2 separate regions of the Mus musculus genome follow, and region 2 is linked to region 1. Evidence: chromatin contacts called from ENCODE POLR2A ChIA-PET data. All regions are on one chromosome and are shown on one strand. Each heading gives the region's core, a stretch centred on a gene start or an enhancer-like site at or near the end of the contact. The rest is flanking DNA. Distances are from core to core; before and after follow the strand shown.

Region 1 (3,381 bases), core at 102-2,601:
TTTTCAAGTTTTTCTGTATCCCAGGATGTTCCCTCACTAGGTGGCAGAGGGTAACCTCGAACTTCTGATCATCCTTCGTCCACCTCTCAATGCTGGGATTACAGGCCTGTGTTATGATGGAGATTTACACAGTGGTGGATATGAGCTTCCAGAGGTTCATGCAGGGAAAACAAAGACTGCAGCCAGAACTATAATCCCAACCAGGAACCTACACTTTCTAGATTTAACAGTGAGTTCACCAAATGAACCATGGTGCCCCGGACTGGACTTGGGAACAGGAAAAGGACCTTGAGGACAAAGATGGTGGGTAGGATGGATGACTATTGTTGAAAGCTTTGCTAATTTAGTGATGAATCTTGGGTAAGATGCTGACCTTGGGGCAAGCTGTGTGAAGGGTCCAAGGGACCTTGGCAACTGTGTGTCTTTTACAACTGTGTGACCTTTGTGATTGTTTTTGTAAAACTAAAAATATCTACAAAATAAAAAGTGTATTTTGGACAATGAAGTGAACCCACGTGGTTCTCGGTGCTTTAAACCCAACAGCTGTCCCGCAAAAGGGGTACAGTCATCCTCGATCCCCAGCTGCTCTGCCACCTGTTTCTGGTCCCCAGTCTGAGGTCATTTCTCATGACATCATTTTAGAATCCTCTCTTATTTTGTTCCTAAACAGGACCCCAGTGCATGGCTCCTGGATACACCTCTCAAAAGATTTGTTTGTCAACAGGGCGCCAGAGTCAGGAGCTGAGGAACAGAGCAGATGGGATCAGATTAAAGAAAATCCGAGACCTTTTGAGGGAAGAGGCCAGGGGCTGCACCCCTAGATCTGAAAGAAGGCTAGGGTCAAGATCCTTGGGTCAAATGGAGGAGCGCTGGATTCCTGAGTTTGAGGAAAGCAGTTTCGTTCCGGGGATTCCGGGCCTGAGGAAGATGGCTGGGGTCTAGAATCCTGGGCCTGAGAGAGGAAGGCTGCTCCGGATCCTTGAGTCTGAGGGAGGAGGGCTGGGGGAGGGGATCTTGGATATAAGGGAGAGAGGATGGTACCTAGACCCTCTCTAGTCTGAAATAGGAGGGATGCATTCTAGATTCTTCCATCTGAGGAATGAAGACTGGAGTGTGGACTCTGAAAGAGAGGAAGCAGAGCTGGGGTTTGCATTTCTGGGTCTGATAGAAGGCTTCCTGAACCCTTGGGTCCAAGGGAGGAGAGCTAAGCCACACTGGTGTGGTCCAGCCACAGCCAGTACTAGGATTCAACACACGATGTCGCTCTGCCCCCAATGGGGGGCAGAAGGGGCGGGGCAGAGGGCGGAGCTTTACGAACCCCCAGAGTGAGGGCGGGACTTGCTCCTGAGCAGTCTGATGCTGGCAGGAACCCCCGAAGTGCAAGGCGCTAACTGCAGTAGGCAGAAAGGGATCAGACAAGCCTTGGAGAAGGCGAAGTCTGGAGCTCTGAGCCCAGGTCAGAAGTAGGGCAAGGTTAACCGGCCTGAGGGAAGGCTGCAGTTGAACAGGAAAACAGGTGGCAAGAGTCCTGGCCCCTCGACAGGACAAGAGACACCTTGAAGCAATCGAGTGCTTTAGTGTTGGGGACAGAATCCAAGGCCCAAGTTGTGTGAGTTTTAGAAGTTCCTGGGACAGTAATAAGTTATGATTTGAAGCCCTAGTCTGAGGGAGGAGGGCTGAGGGCTGGAACCCTGGGTCTAAGGGAGGAGGCCCGAAGTCTGGAAGCTTGGGTCTGAAGGAGGAGAGCCGAGGTCTGGGACCTTGGATCTGAGGGTAGATGGATGGGGCCTGGAGTCCTGGATCTGAGGAGGGAGGGCTGGGGTCTGAGCCCTGAATTCGAAGGAGGAGGGTTGGGGTCTATTTCTCTGGGTGCTGGGGTCTCGAGCCCTGGGTCTAGGGATAAGCTTCTGAGCTGTGAGACTTGAACCACAAAATGATTGAGTGCTAAAGGCTTGGGACAGGTCCAAGTGACAGCTACAGGCAGGACCCGGGTGTCCCAAGCTGTGGAGAGCCCCACCCTTCCCTGGAGGCAGAGAGCACCTGTTTTCTCTTTGGAGAGAAACCGCTCATCCACTCTGGGCCCAAGTCTGTTTGCTTTGGAAACAAGATGGGGGGTGTCTCGATGACTTGGTTCATCTTTCACCCTCAGGCCACCAGGTGGCAGTGGGAATGGGGGGGGGGCATCTGACCTCTCAGTTGACCTCACCTCACACAAGTGACTGTTTTCCACTCCTCAGGGTCTCTTACTGAATGGAAATGAGTCACAATAAGAAGTGGTGATGAGAAAGTCCAGGTCTAGACTTCTTCCTCAAACCTAGAGTCCATACCCCAGCCCTCCTCCCTCAGACCCAGGAGTCCAGCCCTCAGCCCTCCTCCCTTAAACCTTGAGGTCCAGACTGTGGTCCCCTTCCCTCAGACTCTGGAGCCCAGACCCTGGCCCTCCTCCCTTGGACCCAGGAATCTAGACCCAGCCCTCACCCCTCAGAAGTCAGGTTTCCTTGCTCTTCCTCCCCTAGGCATAGGCTAGCGAGCTCTGAGTCCTGGGTCACAGTCCTTTTGTCTGTCTTGCAGAAATGCCAGGCAAACAGTCAGAAGACAAGCCAATGGAAGTGTCAACTGTGGAGGATGGAGGTGATGAAGGCCTGGGAGGCCTAACGGTAGAGGAGCTGCAGCAGGGGCAGGAGGCTGCTCTGGCCTTGGAGGACATGATGGCTCTGAGTGCCCAGACCCTGGTCCAAACTGAGGTGGAAGAGCTGTACGAGGAAGTGCGTCCCCTGGGCCAGGGCCGGTTCGGCCGTGTCCTGCTGGTTACTCACCGCCAGAAAGGTACTGGATCTTGGACACAGGCATGCTGTAGGGTACAGCTGAGAGTAGAGATTTCAGGCCAAGTCCAGGGAGTCTTATAAACCTCAGTCAGATCTTCCTTCCCCACTTTATTGTTGGGCTGTGCATTTCAGGGAGTTGCTTTAACCTCTCTGAGCCCCAGAGTTTTCCTTTGAAAAGGTGAGAGACCAGGAGGCTGACAGGAAGGCTGTTGTGAATTTGAAGCTGGCCTAGGATTTACACAGTGAGTTCCAGGTTAGTTAGCCATGGCTGCGTAGAAAGATTACCATCTCAAACAAACAAACAAAGCTGACCTGACAGCTGATAGTTGACATCCCAGTATCCCCGAGATGGAGTTCCTAGAGGTAGAGACAGGAGGATCGGGAATTTGAAGTCAGCCCGAGGTACGTGAGACTCCATTTCAAAACTAGAAGGCCAGGCAGGATGGCTCAGCAGGTAAGGGCACTTGCCGAAAGCTCTGACGACTTGAGTTCGATTCCCCAGATCCTACATGGTGGAAGGAGAGAACTAACTGCCCAAGGTGCCCTCTGATCTCTA
Region 2 (3,357 bases), core at 12-2,511, 50 kb before region 1:
ATGCACATAGCATGAGGTCCACACAGAAGCAACTTGTCCAGGATCATATGGTTCGCACGATGAGGAAGCCTGGACAAGAAGCTGAGTTTCTGAAACATACCTATGAAGTGACAGAGTGGCTCTTCGACCCTCTCCCACCCACAAGTCCGGTACGACGCGTGCCTGTCAGGCGCGAGTGGCCCAGCCCGCAAGCGGGGCGGGCCCTCAGGGTACGGTGGCCAATGAGCGGCGCGGGGACATTGGTGGCAGGGGCTGCCAGAAGGGGGTCTGCGCGCGCGAGCCCAGACCGCTCGGCGGGGCGCGAGGTCGACGTGCGCAGGAGAGAGCAAAGAAGCTGGGAACAGGTGCCGGGTGCGCGCTTATGCGCGCGCGCCGGGACCACCCTCTTTCCCCCATCCCCCCCACCCGGGCCCCCCGCCTCTGGGTACCTCATTTGCATGCTGCCTGGGCTCGCGTGTGTACGCGCGCGCGCGCCGGGGGCGACGGGCCGAAGCGTGGGAAGGGGCGGGAGAGAGGGGGCCCAGCCCCTAGGCGGCGGCGGGGCGGGGGTGTGGGAGGTAGCAGAGCGTGAGCTGGACCCCGCCCCTCGGCACGGAAGCCGGGGGCCCCTCCCTCCCTTCCCTGCTGCCAGCGCCCGCGGGGAACAAAGAGGATGCCCTGGGTCCCAAGGCCCCGACACGCTAGCAACAAATGCGCCTGCGTATCAGGCGCCTTCGTGTGCCCAGTGACAACGCACAAAAATCCCCAACCACCTGCAAAAATGCCTTTCCTCCCACGAAGCCTTCCCAACCCGGTGACCCAATCAAATACAGGTACCGGATAGATGAGAAGCGGGAAATGGCTGCTAAGTGCCCCTAATTAATATGGCGCCCATCAGCTTCAAAGAGCCATGGAGTTAAAGTAGTAAAATGGTGCTTGGTGTTTCCTAACTCTGAACAAGTTTGACCACTTGGATTTTTCTCCCTCTTCCCGCATCCTTCCCAGCAGAAGTCAAAGACTAGAAAAAAAAAGCAATCTTATCTAAACACATCTATGTTAACTCTTTGTAACCGCACCGTGGGCTACGAAATGCTGCACGCTGAGAGTATTGCCCTTAGTCTATATGGCGCCGCGGGTAACTTAGGCCCCGCCCCTGCCCTGCCCTCAACAAAGATGGCGCTAGCCTAGCTTCTTTAACCTCCGCGGCTGGAAATAGGAAAGGAAAACACAGAAGGGCGGGGCGGGGGCGGGATAGAGAAGCCAAGAAGGAGGGGTAAAGGGGGGTTGGGGGGGCGTAGAAGAGAGCTGAGGCGGAAGTCGAGAGGCCCCTCAGGTGGAAGTGACGCTGACCCCGCTACCCAAAATGTCGGCGCCCAGAGGGAGGTGTAAGTAATTAAACAGGAAAGCGGACAGACTTTCCCGGCCCCCCGGAGGCCTGCCTGGTCTCCAGGACCTCCGCAACGCAAAAGCAAGGTGGTCTTGCCTAGTTCCTGGGCCGCTTGACCTGCCCCCGACTCGGGCGCCCGAGACTGCACCTTGTAGGGGCAGGGAGAGGGGTACAAAGGGCCAGTTTTCCGGGCCTTGTTCGCAAGATCGAGCAGGGGTGGGGGTGGGGGCCGGCTGCACCAGACACCGTAGGGCGCAGGAGGGGCGGAGCTTAAGGTGGTCGGGGCGGGGCAGAACTGGAGGAGTAGCTTGTTGAGGCGTGGCTTATAGTTGGAGGGGAGGGGTTTCAAGAAAGTGTGGAGACTGGTTAGAAAATGGAGAGGTTTATATAAAGTGGGGCCTAGCAAAGAGGCGTGAATCTCATGAAATGGGGGAAAGGGCCTTGGTTGAAAAATTGAAGAAACTTCGTAAGATGAGGGGAAAACTGGGGTCCAGTAAGACAACAGAGGCCCAGAGTATGTTGTGTGAAGTTTGCCTGAGGTGTGACTTAAAGAAAAGCTTACCTTGACAAGGGGGTGGGGGTGGGGGCATTAGCGGGGCGGTGGTTGCGCACGCCTTTAATCCCAGCACTTGGGAGGCAGAGGCAAGCGAATTTCTGAGTTCGAGGCCAGCCTGGTCTACAAAGTGAGTTCCAGGACTGCCAGGGCTATACAGAGAAACCCTGTCTCGAAAAAAAAAAAAAAGAAAGAAAGAAAGAAAAAACAACAAGACAAGACGGGGGGCGGGGGGGGGGGCAGCGATCTAGGTGTGCAATTTGGAAAGTTTTAGTGGAACTATCAGGTTTTTATCACGAAGGTAAAAATGCTTGGGGGGGGGGCTTGGCGGCAAGCTAAGAATATAATAGCGAAGTAGAGGTGATTATAGAAAAATGTGACTTATTTGAAGGAGAAGTTAGGTGGGATTTGGAAGCAAGTCTCAGTGAAGATTTAACTTAGAAAAGTCAAGTTAACTAAGAAGCATATGAGAATAAAGAAACTAAGAGGAACTTGGTCAAACTGCTCAGTTACGTCTTTCCTGTGCCTCGGCTTTCCTAAGTGCGTTGTACAGCTTGCTACAGTTTTACTTAGCTCACACCATCACTGTATGAAGGAAACACTGGCATTCCCATTTCATTGGTAAAAAGGTTTTGTTTCTGAAACTACAGAACTAGTGTGAGCTCCCTAGAAGCACGAGGTGAAGGCACTTGTTTAAAAGAGAATCAAGAGCTTAGGGAAGAGAGGGAGGGGCTTGAAAGAGGCAGCCCACGCCCAAGCAACAGTAGGAGGGCCTTAGTCTGTAGTGCGCAGGCTTGGAGAGGATTGAGGGAGAGCTTGAGAACACCTTTTGAAGAAAACAACGTGGACGTGGCTAGGAAGGTTAGAGAACGAGGAGGCTTTGTAAAGAGTGGGAAAATTTTAAAGGGTAGTGGTTGCAGCTCGGTGGTGGGGGTGGCTTAGCACTTTGAGAGTCTACCTGGGCCAACTGCTTCTGAGCCAAGAGAGCCGAGGGAAGGGATGGCCAATGGAGAGGTGACTCTTACTGGTGTCTCTTTTGTACTCCAGAGAAAGCCCCAAGCCACCTCCGGACCTTCCGTCATGGAAGACTCCTCGCTGCCTGTGGTTCCTGCCCCCATCGCTGCTCCAGGACCAGCACCATCTGCCACTGCGCCTCGGGTCCCCTTTCACTGTAGCGAATGTGGCAAGAGTTTCCGTTACCGATCAGACCTGAGGCGCCACTTTGCTCGACACACGGCTCTCAAGCCCCACGCATGTCCTCGATGCGGTAAGGGCTTCAAGCATAGCTTCAACTTGGCTAACCACCTGCGCTCACACACTGGTGAACGACCCTACCGATGCTCTGCCTGCCCTAAGGGATTCCGAGACTCCACTGGCCTGCTGCACCACCAGGTGAGTCCGGGGAGCCACATGTGGCTCAGACACTGGGACTCCATTC

The links. ChIA-PET counts read pairs that join two places held with the same protein, here RNA polymerase II (POLR2A).
Region 2: POLR2A ChIA-PET joins it to region 1 with 12 read pairs in embryonic stem cell. The contact joins the promoter of Fiz1 here to the promoter of Sbk2 in region 1. POLR2A ChIA-PET finds 5 or more read pairs at or near these places in 4 of 5 experiments (Patski and embryonic stem cell).

What each region holds. Positions count from the first base shown.
Region 1 is chr7:4,962,376-4,965,756 of GRCm38, reverse strand. It overlaps Sbk2 (SH3-binding domain kinase family, member 2), which reads left to right and starts at 1,351. Exons shown (of 4, transcript NM_001146329.2): 1 at 1,351-1,456; 2 at 2,572-2,826. The coding sequence starts at 2,574. Sbk3 (SH3 domain binding kinase family, member 3) reads left to right here. Exons shown (of 4, transcript NM_001200041.1): 4 at 1-497.
Region 2 is chr7:5,012,632-5,015,988 of GRCm38, reverse strand. Fiz1 (Flt3 interacting zinc finger protein 1) reads left to right here and starts at 1,261. Exons shown (of 3, transcript NM_001110329.1): 1 at 1,261-1,364; 2 at 2,967-3,311. The coding sequence starts at 3,000. It overlaps Zfp524 (zinc finger protein 524), which reads right to left and starts at 481. Exons shown (of 2, transcript NM_025324.2): 1 at 429-481.